2 separate regions of the Homo sapiens genome follow, and region 2 is linked to region 1. Evidence: chromatin loops called from intact Hi-C (ENCODE). Cell type or tissue: heart right ventricle. All regions are shown on one strand. Links, peaks and the distances in the headings refer to the core of each region. The heading gives the core; the rest is flanking DNA. Region 1 overlaps LCLAT1 (lysocardiolipin acyltransferase 1). Region 2 overlaps LCLAT1 (lysocardiolipin acyltransferase 1).

Region 1 (8,800 bases), core at 451-8,450:
TGGATCCCCTCCCATTGTATGGGAGCTTTGTTTTCACTCTATTAAATCTTGCAACTGCACACTCTTCTGGTCCATGTTTGTTAGGGCTCAAGCTGAGCTTTCACTCGCCGTCCACCACTGCTGAACGTCGCCGTCGCAGACCCGCCATTGACTTTCACCGCTCTGGATCCGGCAAGGTGTCTGCTGCGCTTCTGATGCAGCAAGGCGCCCATTGCCGCTCCTGATCAGGCTAGAGGCTTGCCATTGTTTCTGCGCGGCTAAGTGCATGCATTCATCCTAGTAGAGCTGAACACTAGTCGCTGGGTTCCACGGTTCTGTTCTGTGACCCACGGCTTCTAACAGAGCTATAACACTCCCCTCGTGGCCCAAGGTTCCATTCCTTGGAATCCTTGAGGCCAAGAACCCCAGGTCAGAGAGCAAAAGGCTTGCTGCTATCTTGGGAGCAGCCTGCCATCATCTTGAGAGCTCTAAGAACAAAGACCCACCAGTAACATCTGGTGGCCTGTACAGGGATTCTCCAAAGCCCTGAGTAATACTGGACCACTTTGACTTGCTATTCTGTCCTATCCTTCCTTAGAATCAGAGGAAAATACTGGGCAGCTGTTGACCATTTAAAAATGATTAGCATGGCTGCTGGACTTAAGACTCAGGTGTGAGGCTTTCTGGGAAAAGGCGAACAGCCCCCATCTGAGTTGGGAGCATTGGTCTGCCTGGAACCAGCTTCCGCTTTTACAATTTTCCTGGGGAAGCTGAGGGCCGACTAGAAGCAGAAAACTGTCATCCTGAATTCCCGGCATTGGCCAGTCGAGATCATGGTGCAGCCAGAAGTCTCTACTCCACAGTCGCCCATGCAGGCACCCCTACCTCTCCTTTTGACCCATACCTCCTGGGTCCCAACCACCACTTTCTTGAAAGTGTAGCCCCAAAATTCTCCTTACCTCTGAATCTACTTCCTCCAGTCCCTGCCTCCTAGGTACTAATGCTTCAGACTTTCACTCCCTCTCCCAGGTATTAGAGCAAGTTGTATCTCCAAAGGGATCTAGAGAAGCTCTACACTGCATCCTTAGGCACCTAGGCTATGAACCCAGGGAGTCTTGCCCCTGGTGTCTCTCCCAATTTAGGTATACAGCCCTCGACGTGGGTAGTTAGGTGGGACCCGTTCCTCACCACCCTTGCCAGGGCCCCAAATTTGTAAATGGCTAGGAGGATTGCTCTCCCATTGTGTAAGATGCTCTCCTCCCCCAATTTCTACCCAGCTTACCCCCACCTGCAATGCAATCTCCAAGCCTCAGCTCCTTGGCCAGGGCCTTAGAACTGGTAACCCAGTACTTTAACAACTGGAACTGGGTCTACAACAACATAATAGATCAGGATGAAAGCAAATTGAATAAATTAAAGGGAGGAGCATATTCCTATAGTGGCAAATGGGGGCAACGAGCAAATGTCCTTCTGCTGTGTTCCCAAAATCCATCTACCAAAGGGAAGGGAGAAAGAGAGGGGAAAAAGAGAGAAAGAGGTAGAGAAACAAAGGGAGTCAGAGAGAGACAGAAAGTCAGAGAGAGAAAGAAAGAGAAGTAGTAAAGAAAAAAGTGTACCCTATTCCTTTAAAAGCCAGGGTAAATTTAAAACCTATAATTGATAATTGAAGATCCTCTCCGTGACCCTGTAACACTCCAATACCACCTTGTTATCAGTGTAAACAAGGGTGTAGCCAAAAGCGCTGAGGCCACTGACAACCCGTAGCCTTCCTATCAAAAATCCTTAACCCAATAACCCACAGATGGCTCAAATGCATTCAATCTGTAGCAGCAACTGCTTTGCTAGCAGAAGAAAGTAGAAGAATAACTTTAGAGGAAACCTCATTATGAGCATACCTCACCAGTTCAGAAATACCCTAAGTAAAAAAGGCAAAAAGGTAGCTTACTGACTCAAAAATCTTAAAGTATCGGGCTGTTCTTTAGAAAAAGATGATTTAACATTAACCACTGAAAATTCCCTTAACCCAGCAGATTTCCTAACGGGATTTAAATCTTATTACTATACAAAGTTCTAACCAGACCTAGGAGGAACTTCCTTGAGGACAGGACAATAAATAGTTCCTCCCGGGTGATTGAGGGAAAAAAACACAATGGGTATTCAGTAATTGATAGGAAAACTCTTGTAGAAGCAGAGTTAGAAAAATTGTCTAATAATTGGTCTGCTCAAACGTGCGAGCTGTTTGCACTCAGCCAAGCCTTAAAGTACTTACAGAACCAGGAAGGAACCATCTATACCAATTCTAAGTTAATTTAGACTAAACAAAGTCTTAGTAATAGCAAAGGACCTAAAAGCCCAAGGCCATGCAATAGCCCCTGCAGTACTCCAATTTTAGGAGTGCAGAAGCCCAACGGACAGTGGAGGTTAGTGCAAGATCTCAGGATTATCAATGAGGCCGTTGTCCCTCTATACCCAGCTGTACCTAACCCTTATACTCTACTTTCCCAAATACCAGAGGAAGCAGAATGGTTTACAGTCCTGGACCTTAAGGATGCCTTTTTCTGTATCCCTGTACATCCTGACTCTCAATTCTTGTTTGCCTTTGATGATCCTTCGAACCAACATCTCAACTCACCTGGACTGTTTTACCCCAAGGGTTCAGGGCTAGCCCCCATCTATTTGGCCAGGCATTAGCCCAAGACTTGAGTCAGTTCTCATACTTGGACACTCTTGTCCTTTGGTATGTGGATGATTTAGTTTTAGCCACCTGTTCAGAAACCTTGTGCCATTAAGCCACCCAAACACTCTTAAAGTTCCTCGCCACCTGTGGCTACAAGGTTTCCAAACCAAAGGCTTACCTCTACTCACAGCAGGTTAAATACTTAGGGCTAAAATTATCCAAAGGCACCTGGGCCCTCACTGAGGAACACATCCAGCTTATACTGGCTTATGCTCATCCCAAAACCCTACTAACTGTTGGATGTGCCTCACCCTGCACTTCAGGCCATACATTTCAATCCCTGTATCTTTAACCTCCTTGTTAAGTTTGTCTCTTCCAGAATTGATGCTGTAAAACTACAAATCGTTCTTTAAATGGAGCCCCAGATGCAGTCCATGACTAAGATCTACCGTGGACCCCTGGACCGGCCTGCTAGCCCATGCTCTGATGTTGATGACATCAAAGGCTCCCCTACCGAGGAAATCTCAACTGCACAACCCCTACTATGCCCCAGTTCAGCAGGAAGCAGTTAGAGTGGTCGTCAGCCAACCTCCCCAACAGCACTTGGGTTTTCCTGTTGAGAGGGGGGACTGAGAGACAGGACTAGCTGGATTTCCTAGGCCGACTAAGAATTCCTAAGCCTAGCTGGGGAAGGTGACCTCACCCACCTTTAAACATGGGGCTTGTAACTCAGCTCACACCTGACCAGTCAGGTAGTAAAGAGAGCTCACTAAAATGCCCATTAGGCTAAAAGCAGGAGGTAAAGAAATAGTCAATCATCTATCACCTGAGAGCACCCGGGGAGGGACAGTGATCAGGATATAAACCCAGGCATTCGAACCAGCAGTGGCAAGCACCTTTGGGTCCCCTCCCGTTGTATGGGAGCTTTGGTTTCACTCTGTTAAATCTTGGAACCACACACTCTTCTGGTCCACGTTTGTTACTGTTCGAGCTGAGCTTTTGCTCACCATCCACCACTGCTGAATGCCACCTTCTCAGACTGGCCATTGACTTTCACCCCTCTGGATCTGGCACCGTGTCCGCTGCGCTTCTGATCCGGGGAGGTGCCCATTGCCGCTCCCGATCAGGTAGAGGCTCGCCATTGTTTCTGTGCGGCTAAGTGCGCGGGTTTGTCCTACTCGAGCTGAACACTTGTCTCTGGGTTCCACAGTTCTCTTCCGGGACCCACAGCTTCTAATGGAGTTGTAACACTCACCGCATGGCCCAAGGTTCCATTCCTTGGAATCCGTGAGGCCAAGAACCCCCCAGGTCAGAGAGCAAAAGGCTTGCTGCCATCTTGGGAGCGGCCCACCACCATCTTGGGAGTTCTAAGAACAAACACCTGCCAGTAACAGTAAGATAAGAAAGACATAAGGCTATCTCACTAAGTTTGTATAAATTCTAAAATTCAGAATAAGTTTTGTATGAGGTATTAAAAATTTAGTTTATAATTGTAACATCTTTATTTTATAGGCTATTTAAAAATAGGTGTATATTTAACTACAGATGTAATACATGGCTTGAAAAGGAAGCGTAGTGTAACATTTCAGACTGAGTGTGGACTCTGACACCAAGTTACCTGGCTTAAAGTTCCAGTTTTGTTATTTACTAGCTGTGTAGCCTTAAGTAAGTTCCTTAACCCCTTGCTGCCTCAGTATCGTTATATGTAAAATTAAGGTAATGAAAATACCTACATTATGAGATTGCTGTGACTGGTGAACAGGTCGGCATGTAAAATATATGAAACAGTGCCTGAAATATTTTAAAAGCTATATACATTTTAGGTGTTACTATAGTTGAAATAATCCAGAAAATTAGAATTCCCCGTATTATAAGAGAATAGTAAATATTGTCAGATTTTTATATACATAGCATAATTTTTTAAAAATTTATTTAAAAATCTACAAACAGTAAAGTTCACTTTTTTAAAAAATATACTTTCTATGGATTTTCACAAATGTGTATAGTCTTGTGACTGTCAGAGATGTGTGAACTGGAACAAATCCATCTTAAATAGGAGCTGGGTAAAATGAGGCTGAAACCTACTGGGCTACATTTTCAGACAGTTAAGGCATTCTGAGTCACAGGATGAGATAGGAGGTCACCACAAAATTCGGGTCATAAAGACCTTGCTGATAAAACAGGTTGCAGTTAAGGAGCTGGCCAAAACCCACCAAAACCAAGATGGCGACAAGAGTGACCTTTGGTGGTCCTCACTGCTACACTTCCACCAGCACCATGACAGTTTACAAATGCCAGGGCAATGTCAAGAAGTTACCCTATAAGGTCTAAAAAGGGAATGCATGAATAATCCATCCCTTGTTTAGCATATCATCAAGAAATAACCATAAAAATGGGCAACCAGCAGCCCTCAGGGCTGCTCTGTCTGTGGAGTAGCCATTCTTTTATTCCTTTACTTTCTTAATAAACTTGGTTTCAGGTTGCACCGTGGACTCACCCTGAATTCTTTCTTGGGCGAGATCCAAGAACTCTCTTTTGGGGTCTGGATCAGGACAGCTTTGCTGTAATGTGACCTAACTAGGAAATAGAACAGTTTCCTCAACCCCCTAAACTACTTCTTCTTTTTTTTTTTTTTTTTTTTTTTTTTTTTTTTTTGAGAGGGAGTCTCACTCTGTCACCAGGCTGGAGTGCAGTGGCACCATCTTGGCTCACTGCAACCTCTGACTCCAGGTTCAAGCGATTCTTCTACCTCACCCTCCCTAGTAACTGGGATTACAGGCACGCGCCACCATGCCCAGCTAATTTTTGTATTTTTAGTAGAGATGGGGTTTCCTCATGTTGGCCAGGATGGTCTCGATCTCCTGACCTCGTGATCTGCTCCCCTTGGCCTCCCAAAATGCTGGGATTACAGGCATGAGCCACCGCTGGACCAACCCCCTAAACTTATATTGTGTTGTTTCTTTGTAGTCAAACCATCTCCCTACTTGTAATCTTTGCCAACCGCTGATCTGTTTCCTTATCCTTTGGGTTTGCCTTGTCTGGAATGTCATATAAATGAAATAATCCAGTAAAAGATTTTAAAATCATATCTTTTGAGTCTGGCCTCTTTCATTCAGCATAATACATTTGAGATTAACTCAACATGTTGCATGGATCAGTAGTTTGTCGTTATTCTGAGTAGTATGCCATTGTGTGGATGTACTACGGTTTTGTTTATCCATTCTCCCTGACTGACATTTGGCTGGTTTCCAGTTTTTGGTAATTATGAATAATGCTGCTGTGAATAATTACGTATAGGTTTTTGTGTGAATATACATTTTCATTTGTCTTGGATATTCAGTAGAATTTCTGGGTTTTATTGTAAGTGTATATTTAGGATTTTAAGAAACTACCAAACTTTTCCAAAGTGGCCATCCCATTTTGCATTCCCACCAGCAATGTTTGCAAGTTCTGGTTGCTGCATATCCTTGTCAGCTCCTGGTATTGTCAGTGGTTTTATTGTTTTAAAATTTTTTTTTTTAGCTATTCCAAATAAGTGTATAGCTAGCATAATTTGGAACCAAGTTTGTCCATCAAACTCTTGAGACTTGGAAGAAGATAAAGAATAGGGCTGGATTAAATGCAGAGTCACATAGGAGCTCATAAGGAAGAGATGGAGAGACCATCAGATTTGTGAGAGCTTTGCAATTTCTGTCATATTCACTGTTGTAATCCCCAGATGACTAACATAGTGCCTGGCACACGGTAATTGGGATATCTTTGTATGTTTATTGAATCATTGAAAATCAACAAATGATTGAAAGGGAAGGAATAGAAGTAGGATAGAAGTAATTTTAGATTAGATTTGGTCTGAGTAATCCCAGTATATTCATGTGACACACACCTTTCTACCTGCTTAAGTCTGAGTTTAGAGACATATTTCAGGGCTAATTTCTGGCCCCTTCGCAGGAGAAAGAGAGCATGATATAGCAGAAGAAGCAGTAAGCAGAAAAGATTTGATGCTACTAATTTGTTGTGTGGATTTAGGAAAGTCTTCTTAACTCTCCTGAGCCTCAGCTTCATCACTGCATAATGAAAATATTTTATTATATGATAGCTAATTTATTTTTTTTCTGTTAATCACATCAAATCAGAAATTGGTGAGGAAGAAGCATGCCAGAGCCTTGATAAGGGAAGCATTATATATGGATACAACGTGAAGTGTAGCTCTGCAGGGAGTTGAGGGGTGAGTGTTAAACAGAGCTAGCTAATCACTAATTGGCAGAAAAAAAAACAGTAGATAGAAAACGGTAGTTACAGGGTTTCAAACAGAGCAGCAGCGTTGCAGGACTGGGGGGCGGGGTGGGTGTATAAAAGGAAGTAGGCATTAACAATACCAAATTAAGATGTTCGTAGGTTTTTTTTTTTTTTCTGGGGAGAAGCTAGCTATAGTGTCATCAACGCAAAGAGGAGGACCTGAGCCTCAGAGAAAACAAAGTTGAGGATAGGTGGTAACACAGACCACTCTAGGCCCCATGTGTGAGCTCTGGGAATTGTTCAGCATGCTGCTTTCCAGTGGCCTTTTTCTCTACCATTATTACTCCGTTACCCCACTTCTTTAAAGTTTAGGTCTAGAGTTTAGCAAAAAGCCAGCTCTTAGTTGATATTTATTCAGTTTGTACTTTGAAGGATTTTGTACACGTACTGTCAAGTATCAGTAGAAATTTAAAAATAGTCGGCTGGGCACAGTGGCTTACGCCTGTAATCCCAGCATTTTGGGAGGCTGAGGCGAGCAGATCATGAGGTCAAGAGAACCAGACCACCCTGGCCAACATGGTGAAACCGTGTCTTTACTAAAAATACAAAAATCAGATGAGTGTGGTGGCGCGTGTCTGTAATCCTGGCTACTCCGGAGGCTGAGGCAGGAGAATCGCTTGAACCCGGGAGGCAGAGCTTGCAGTGAGCCCAGATCGCACCACTGTACTTCAGCCTAGCGACAGAGTGAGACGCAATCTCAAAACAAACAAACAAACAAAAACTTAGTAGTCAGTCTTGATTGTGTGTTTTAAGGGATTTGACCTGTTTTGTTGTTTGTCTGTCTGACATTTTTCAAAAGCACCATGACGTTTGAAAATGTATTCTGTTTCCTGTTGTGATTCTTTTAAAATATTCAGAGGTCTTGATCTCTCAGATACCTTTTTGCTATATAGATTATAAGGCTGTTTTTTTTTCATCGTTTTAATGTTTCTAAAAATTTTATTCTGAGGCAAAACACAGTTTTTCTCTAACATAGTTTAGGTTGTAAAATCAAATGTTTATTCATTTTAGACTGTGTGTTTCCAACAAGCATTTATTTTAAAACATCTGTATGATGTTCTGGCTATGAGGACCCCCTACAGTAATCCTTTGGAAATAGCCAGTGAAGAGTCTAAGTTCTACTTAATCCTTCAACTCATAAAGAGTCAATTAAAGACCAAGTACCCAAGATGTTATTTTCAGATTCTAATATAAAGAATTAATATTTCTGGATTTTAAAAAATTTCAATGTACTCTGCTAACTTGTCATTGTTTTTAGGTGTATAGTAGTCCCCTCCTTAACCACAGTTTTGCTTTCCATGGTTTGAGTTACCCACAGTCAACTGTGGTTTGAATGTTATATGGAAAATTCCAGAAATAAACAACTGATGGGTTTTAAATTTGTGTGCCATTCTGAGTAGCAGGATGAAATCTGATGCCATGCCTCTCTCGTCGCATCCAGGACGTGAATTATCCCTTTGTCCAGTGCATTGATACAATATATGCTATGCTACCTGCCTCTTAGTCCCTTAATAGCAGTTTCGGTGATCAGATTGACTGTCGAGGTATAGCAGTGCTTGTGTTCAAGGAACCTTTATTTTACTTAATACTTTATTAATAATAGTTATTAATCTCTCACCACGCCTAATTTGTAAGTTAAACTTTATCATGGTATGTATGTAATGTATATGTAGGGTTTAGTACTATCTGTGATTCAGGCATCTACTGGGGGTCTTGGAATGGATCCAAAGTGGGGACCGTTGTACTCAACTTAGGAAACTCATCTGTAGTTTTTAGTCAATTGCTTCTACTTCTGGGTAGGAAAAAACTCTGGAATATTTTATGAGTTTGTGTTAGATAACACCTTAG
Region 2 (8,800 bases), core at 587-8,586, 92 kb after region 1:
CAAGTTTTAAACATTTAGAAGTTTACTCACACCTGTAATCCCAGCACTTTGGGAACCCGAGGCAGGTGGATCACCTGAGGTCGGGAGTTCAAGACTAGCCTGGCCAACAAGTTGAAACCTTGTCTCTTCTAAAAATACAAATATTAGCTGGGCGTGGTGGCAGGTGCCTCTATTCCCATCTACTTGGGAGGCTGAGGCAGGAGAATAGCTTGAACCTGGGAGGCGGATGTTGCTTGCACTCCAGCCTGGGTGACAGAGTGAGACTCCATCTCAAAAAAAAAAAAAAATTTATAAGTTTAGAGTAAAAAAGTTACAGTAAGCTAAGGTTAATTTATTATTGATGAAAGTTTTTTAATAAATTTAGTGTAGCCTAAGTGTACAGTGTTTATTAAAGTCTACAGTAGTGTACAGTGGTGTCCTAGGCCTTCACATTCACTCACCCTCACTCACTGACTCACCCAGAGCAACTTCCAGTCCTGCAGACTCCATTCATGGTAAGTGCCCTGTAGAGGTATACTATTTTTTATCTTTTATACTGTATTTTTACCATACCTTTTCTATGTTTAGACACACAAATACTTAGCATTATGTTACAATTGCCAACAATATTCAGTACAGTAACATGCTGTACAGGTTTGTAGCCTAGGAGCAACAGGCCATACCATATAGCCTAGGTGGGTCATAGACTATATACTGTCTAGGTTTGTGTGAGTATGCTCTATGATGTTCCCATGACAAAAAAATTGCCTAAAGACACATCTCTCAGAACATATCCCCGTCAAGTGACACATAGTTGTATGTCCAAGAGTAGAACTGCTGAGTCATAGGGTTTGGTAACCTTAATTTGACCAGCCCCAAATTATACTACATAATAGATACTCCCCTCTAAACACCCACTGGCAATGCACAAGGGTGCCTGTTTCCTCTCATTCCTGTGAACACTTGGTATTATCCAGCTTTCTACTCTTTGCCAGTCAAATAGGTATATTTTAATTTGGTTTTGTCTGATTACAAAGGATTTTCACATGCCTGATATTTTCTGGGTTTCCTCATCTATTCATTGCCTGTTTATATCTTGTCTGTGTTTCTATTGGGATTACTATAGTGACTTGTTAATTCGCACTAGTTCTTATGTTCTAGATATAATCCCTTGTTGAATTTTAGACATTGCAGGTATGTTCTATTTTATTACATATTCATTGAACAGAAATTCCTGGTGTAATCAAATTAAGAAGTTTTTATCTTACGACCTATGCTCTTGAAGTCTGGTTTTTAAAAACCTTTCTTGTTACTTGGTCTCCATTTTCTTTTGTTAATTGTATAATTATGTTTTACATTTCAGCTTTATCCATCTGGAGTCCCTTACATGTGTTGTTTGGTGTGAGGATCTGGTTTTATTTTTCTCCAACAGTGTGTACTTAATCTGTTATTCTCCATTGATTTGTGATGTTACCTTTATCATATATTAAGTCCCCATATATTCATGAGAATGGCTTTGAACTCTATTCTGATACTTGTTTTTCCACAACCACTTGATTCTTTTAGAATGTATTTTCCATAGTGAAGACCCAGTTTCTTCTAAATCTCAAGGAACTAGTTTATGCATGTGTTATACCAGGATAGCCTTTTTGTGTGCATAACTGTTTAGGCATTTCAGCCCACAGTGATCCTGTCCTCCTTTGAACTCATAGTGTTCATTCTCTACTACACTCACCTCACTTCTCTTAAAATTTTCTATTAACTTGTATTCGTTTCCTGTGTTATTACTTAACTTTTCACATATTTATATGTTGTACTTCAACTAGATTATAAACTTCTAAAAGGCAAGGATTGCTTCCATGTCTTTAAATCTCCCATGGTAGCTGTAGCTAGCACAGGACTTAAAATCATTATCATAAGCATGATTTAGTGAGCAATTATTAAACTCTTTATTGATACTTTTGATGTGATGAATGCATGTCTTAACATAATTTTAAGCACATAAAGGCAATGACCGATTTTTGAAGGATATAGGACAAATATGCAGTTTCTACATGTACAAATTGAACATAGCCATACCCCCTGCATTTTTCTAATAACTAGACTTTGTCACATATTACTTCCTCTATTTCTTAAAAGGTTTTAGTTTACTAATTTTTTCGTTCCTTCTTTAGTAATTGCATTTTTTTTTTTAGGTTTCCTTAATAAACCCTGTGAAAAGCAATGTGCTAAATAAATTATATGCAGGGCAAAGCAATACATTATAATTAGGCATTCCATTATTGAATTGATGCCTCTGGCTTCTCATGGTCTCTGTCTAATCCTGAAACAAATTCTTTTTGTGGACAAATATTAGCCTATAATAATTATTCATCTAAGCTAACGCTTTTCATTAAATCTCCTTCTGATTAAGATAGCTCCATAAGTACAGACTGATTTAATTTAACATGATTTATCCACTTGTGTATCAAGGTCTGGTGGAAATTGTTTTTAACACCAGAGGATTGTGAATATTAAGATCATCTTTATATTAACAGATCTCTCAGGTATTTAAGACCTTGTTGTTTGAATAGTTATATAAGCCTAGGTCTGATGTCACTCTGCTAAATTCAAGAGTATCACAAGTGCTGTAACAGGCTGTCATTAAAAACAATATGGATTCTGTTTTATATTATAATGTTGGAGCTTAGAGTTAGTACATTCTTGTGTTACTTGGGTTTGGGAATCAATTTTCATTCCAGCTGGTTGGTCCAACACATTTAATGTCTTTTCTGTTTTACCAGAAGTTCAGTGTTATTAAAAACAAGTAAATCATAGATATATATTCTGAATTAAGGGTCTCCACGGACATGAATATAACTTTTTAAAAAATTTCTTGGACTTAACTGTTATTATTTCCTCACCTGTTACCATCCTTGTGCTTTTCTTCAGTTTTTTTAATGCTGGCTATGTAATAGATACCAAACACTGAGTTTAATTTTGTTTTTTTTTCACTTCTTCCTTGATCATCTTTCCCCCAATATTCCTCCCTTAATTTGTTAAATTCTGGCTTCACCACTGCTCTTCTACTTTTAGCTTTTTTTTTTTTTTCCTATCAGTAGTCAACAGACTCATTAGCATTTTTCTTCTGGCCTTTTTGTCCATTTTTTTTCTTTTTGGTCCTTTTATAGTCTTTCCTGCTTCATTATATATGCATGAGAAAGTTTGCATTGCTCTATGTGAACATGATAAAGCTACATGAATTAATTCTATGAAACCAAAGCATATATTCTAATTTGCTGCAACCAAAAATTCTTGAAAATAAACTATATAATGTCCTAATTATAATTTAGCTCCAGTTTTAGGAAATCCCAGAGAACAGAGAGTGTGTGTGTATACACTCACACTTTCAGTTGAGGGTGAAAGAGAGTGCCATGAAAGCAAAAGGAAAGGCATTCTAGCATGTGGAACTTTCTGAGGTCCCATTTCCAGCCGTATCCTCTTTATTTTCAGGTTTCTAAGAGTTGTTAACTGTTCTTTCTCTCTCCCCCTGACTCTGCTCTGCCCCATGTGTGCTGTTCTCAGAAGACAGTGGTGTGTATGGTAGGACCCTGAGTCAGTAGGCTGAAGACTTACAGAAAGAAGGTACCTTGGAGTCAGGACTGGAAGCTGAGGGATAACAGGCCAAGTCAGGCTGAGATTCTTAACTGGTCTGGGCTCTGGGCATAGCAGCAAAGAAGAGCTTACTTCATCTGGGTCAGCTGAGGGAAGTGGTTCATGAACCGCTTAGCAGACCACTTGAACTAATAGGAGGAGGATGACGCAGAACTCAAGTGAAGTACTGTGGTCATTTGCAGAAGAGTTTCTCCTGGGAGGAGGTCAGAGTAGAAATGGGCGTATCATGCCCATAAGGCAGCAATTACTGTTTTCAGAGCCGTGTCTGCACTGATGGAAATGCCAGCTCTGTGAAATTTTTTTCAAGCTGGTGGGACTCCCATGTGTCCTGTGGATAGAAAGAAAAAAAATAGCACAGTAGAAAATGAAGCTTTCTTTTCTGTGAGGAAAAGACTTTCTGTGAGGAGGTTGGTGGTTCTATTTAAAGACACAGTCTTGAGAGTTGATTAGGAAACAAGTACTTCTACAGTAATACCTTAATTAATGAAGAGGCTATATTCGGGAATGTTTAATGAAGTTTCTGTTGTTATCAGAGAGAAAATGAAGCAAGCACAGGGGATTGCATTCCAGAATGTCAGGAAAGAATTTCAGTTTAAAAACAACACTGTATGTTTAACATCGTCAAATATGCCATAACTAAAGAGTATTTATATCACGGTTTGAAGGGAGAGGGAGAGAGGAGCATATCAAACTAACATAAGCTCCTTAAACCTATAAAAGGCACCTATCATCATTGAAGAGGTCTCTAGCTTCCTGTCCTTGTGGCGCCCTGTGCCTATTCAGATGTTGGTCATTTAGTGCTGTTGACCTACTGTTAACACCACATACATGTGACCTTGACTTCCCAGTATATCCTCTGAAACATTATTATCTCAGCTTGCCTGACAACTCATGAAGAACCCCAGTGCTTTAACAATAATATAGTGATTGCACAGATTGCAAGTAGCAGAACTACAGAGTATCTAAGGCTTGGCAAAGAATGTCTCATGTCCAGAACAGAAGCACAAATTCCTGTCTGCCTTCTCTGCTATGGTCTGAGGGATCATTAATCACAATTACTTTCCAGCGACAGTCTCTCATAATGCACCTTTCTACTGCAGGCTGTTAGGGAAGGCTCTATTCTTAGGCTCTCTGCCAAGAAGTACCCCAGAGACAGAAGCTCAGCTCAGTTTCCCCTTTTCTGCTTATTCAATTTATATATTTCCTGAGCTCACTGAAGCAGCACAGGAATACACCAATGAATAAAATAAACAAAAATTTAGACAATAAGTACGTAAAATTTATAGTATGTCAGATGATGGGGCTTACAGAGAAAATAAATCAAGGAAGAGGGAAGACTGAAGTAGGGTAGTCAGGGCTCCCCTGAAAAGAGGAATTTGGGGGAAGAGGATCCCTAGTAGAAGGAACAATAACGTGCCTGAGATGAGAATGTGCCTAGTGTGTTCAAAGAAGAACAAGAGATGCAGTGTGGCTAGACCAGATCAAGTCACATGAGCAGTAGCAGAGAATGAGGGCAGAAAGGTAAATGTTTGCCAGATAGGCCACCATGGGAGTTTGGTGTTCTCTCTGAGATGGGCAGCCACTGGGGAGAAGGGGTGAAGGGGGAGGGGTTATAAGATTGTGACTGACATTATTAAAGGATTACTCTGGCTGTAATGTTAAGAAAAATCTGTAGGTCGGGCAGGTGGGCAAACAGAGAAACCAATTAGAAAGTTATTTGTAATAATGCAGGAAAGAGAAGTGGAGAGTGAGGTAAAATTAGTGAGGTTGCAAAAAATGGCTGGATTCTAGATACATTTTAAGGTGGAAGTGTAGGGGTGGGTTGCCCCTACACACCTGTGGGTGTTTCTCGTAAGGTGGGACGAGAGATTTGGAAAAGAAAAAGACACAGAGACAAAGTATAGAGAAAGAAATAAGGGGAACCGGGGAACCAGCGTTCAGCATATGGAGGATCCCGCCAGCCTCTGAGTTCCCCTAGTATTTATTCATCATCTGTGGGTGTTTCTCGAAGAGGGGGATGTGTCAGGGTCACAAGACAATTGTGGGGAGAGGGTCAGCAGACAAACATGTGAACAAAGGTCTTTGCATCATAGACAATGTAAAGGATTAAGTGCTGTGCTTTTAGATATGCATACACATAAACATCTCAATGCTTTACAAAGCAGTATTGCTGCCCACAGGTCCCACCTCCAGCCCTAAGGCGGTTTTTCCCTATCTCAGTAGATGGAGCATACAATCGGGTTTTATACCGAGACATTCCATTGCCCAGGGACGGGCAGGAGACAGATGCCTTCCTCTTGTCTCAACTGCAAGAGGCATTCCTTCCTCTTTTACTAATCCTCCTCAGCACAGACCCTTTACGGGTGTCGGGCTGGGGGACGGTCAGGTCTTTCCCTTCCCACGAGGCCATATTTCAGACTATCACATGGGGAGAAACCTTGGACAATACCTGGCTTTCCTAGGCAGAGGTCCCTGCGGCCTTCCGCAGTTTTTGTGTCCCTGGGTACTTGAGATTAGGGAGTGGTGATGACTCTTAAGGAGCATGCTGCCTTCAAGCATCTGTTTAACAAAGCACATCTTGCACCGCCCTTAATCCATTTAACTCTGAGTTGACACAGCACACGTTTCAGAGAGCACGGGGTTGGGGGTAAGGTTATAGATTAACAGAATCTCAAGGCAGAAGAATTTTTCTTAGTACATAACAAAATGGAGTCTCCTATGTCTACTTCTTTCTACACAGACACAGTAACAATCTGATCTCTCTTGCTTTTCCCCACATGGAAGCAATAGGATTTTTTGATGGGTCGGGTGTGGAGTATAAGAAAATGAGAGGGAACTAGTGTGACTGCAAGGTTCTTGGCCTCAACTGAAGGAAAGGCAGTTTTGCCTTTTAACTGCAACAAAGACTGTGGTAAGTACAGGTTTTGGGGGAAAGGCCAAAAAGCAGTTCCATTTAAGCCATGTTAAGTTTGAGCTACTTATTAGATATCCATAGGGAGTTATGAAATTAGTAAATATGTGAGTCTAGAAAGGAGAGAGGCAGGAGATACACATTTGGTAGGCATGACCACATATGATATTTAAAGCTGCAAGACTGAAAGAGATCACCTAAGGAATGAGTGTGGATGGAGAAGAGTAAGATCCCAGCCTAGTTAATAGTAGGCAGTACAATATTAGGGATCGGAGAACCAGGCCATCCACAAAGAAGACTTCAGAGTGGCCTGTGAAGTTGGGGAAAAGCCAAGAGAGTAAGGTGACCAGGAAGCCAAGAGGGAGGGAGGCATTGGATTTGGTACATAAAGGTCACCGAGGACAGTTCTGGTGGAATGATGAGGGCAGAAGCTTCATTGGCATGGGTTCGAGAGAGAAATGAAAGAGGATTGAAGACAGTGAGTATAGACAGCTCAGGAAGTTTAGCTGTGTAAGTGAACACAGAGATGAGTGGTCACTAGAAGGAGAGGTGAGCCAAGAGGGAATGATGGGAGAAGTTATAATATGTTGATGGTCAAGATAGAATGACTGATTAAAGGGGAATTGCTGGGGCTCTGTTCCTGAGTAGGCAAGAGCAGGTGAGATAGAAGACATAGGTGGAGGGATTGGCCCTAAATACATGCGTGGACAGATCCTCCTTATGAAAAAAAGAAGGCAAAGTGTATGAACTCACACAGTAGTAGGAGAGTATATAGGGTGGTACGAGTTGTGCAAATTTCTTTTGATTGATTTTCTCAGTGAAATAGGATGAGAATGAAGGATAGTGAGGAAGTTATTGGAAGTTTTTGAGAAAAGCAAAGTCATGAAGTCCTCAAATCCAAGCAACTGGGACACAGAATGGACTAAGGAAATATGTATGTTGAGCAGTACTAAGGAGCTGCTTTTGGCCAGTGATCAGGAATTTACCAAGGACTCCCACTAGCCTTCATTCCCTGCCGAAAAACTTAAATACTTCCACCAAAACTTGTGCCTAATAGGCTCAAATAAGTTTCTGGGAGAAAAGAGACACCACATATCAAAAAGTCTTTCTCCATAAGACTTATGTAAATGTGTAAAGTGAAAGGAAATAAAGCCTTAGGAACTGGGCATTCAAATCTAGTTTGGCTTATGCACTTTGAGTCTGTGGTAAGGAATTTATCTGGGAAAGGTACATTATATACTGCAAAAAACACATCAAGAGTACTAAATCAGATTACTTGCCGGTTACGTCTTCAGACTGATTGAATGATCAAGACTTATGACATCTATTCACATTGGAGTATAATCAGTGAATTGATCAGCTTGTGTAAGGGATTGAAATGAGACCCTTCCCTACCTTGGAAATGGGTAGAGGGCACTAGACAGAGGGAGAGTTGTGGTCTCCACTGAGTTAGTCTTCACAGTTTACCCAGGCCAGTTTCATCTATAAGAACTGTGCATGTGTAATTAGAAGCTACTCAAAGGTGATTTTGACACAAGCTGTCACACCATGTGCACAGCTGATAGGGAATGTTGCTGTTGAATTGCAATGGTAAGTGAACGGTTTTTTTGTTGTTGTATTTTGGTTGCTGGTGGAGGGAGTACTTAGCAGGAGAAAGTTGAAATGGATGTTTAAACCAGTTTCCAAATGTGTTGAGTTTCTGAATCATAGTATTGATTAAAAGCAAAAATACATCCTTCAAATCTGAATCAAACAGATTAGATGCCATACTGTCATTGTAATATTTGCTCTGAGTTTTACAGGAGGAATTGAAGGGTGCAAGAGTGTGTGTATGTGTTTGTTTTGTTTGATACACCTAAGCCCTGCTACTACTGTAGTAATCTAATAAATTAGAGCTATATGCTTCTAAAATATTGATTGCAAGACACATTGTCACTTTTCTTCTAATATTTTTATTGTTTTCTCTGTGAATTCTAATTGAACTATTTGTAACTGCTTCAGAAATATGTTGATGTAACCTTTTTCCTTTCTAGATAGTAGCAAGAAAACATGGTAGTTATTATTTGTGACCCTGAAGGAAATTAACGTCCTAGAAATTTTTAAATGTCAGCTTGCACTTAAAGTGATCCCTTAATTAGGGAATTATATCTTGCATTAACCAGGAAAGGAAAAAGGATGCAAAATAACAATGAAAAGCTTGTCGGATATGTTAATGCTTATTTGAATGAATAGGAAAAGATCCTGTTTCAAATAAAA

The links. A loop is a pair of places that touch in the nucleus more often than their neighbours do. Peaks named below come from ENCODE experiments on the same cell type or tissue, not always from the same donor. Only the 100,000 strongest peaks of a DNase experiment are listed, where the experiment ranks them.
Region 2: a loop joins it to region 1, with 10 times the contacts of the local background. A loop is called at or near these places in 2 of 110 quality-filtered maps.

Annotation. Positions count from the first base shown.
Region 1 is chr2:30,516,216-30,525,015 of GRCh38, forward strand. The region is part of intron 1 of LCLAT1 (lysocardiolipin acyltransferase 1); the gene reads left to right. Among named protein-coding and RNA genes, the nearest start is that of LCLAT1, 73 kb to the left of the region's middle. RefSeq lists enhancers at 1-181, 182-682. In heart right ventricle, for the core only: no CTCF peak of the experiment used is centred there; no DNase peak of the experiment used is centred there; H3K27ac peaks cover 887 bases.
Region 2 is chr2:30,608,029-30,616,828 of GRCh38, forward strand. The region is part of intron 5 of LCLAT1 (lysocardiolipin acyltransferase 1); the gene reads left to right. Among named protein-coding and RNA genes, the nearest start is that of LCLAT1, 170 kb to the left of the region's middle. RefSeq lists an enhancer at 4,925-5,922. In heart right ventricle, for the core only: no CTCF peak of the experiment used is centred there; no DNase peak of the experiment used is centred there; H3K27ac peaks cover 1,363 bases.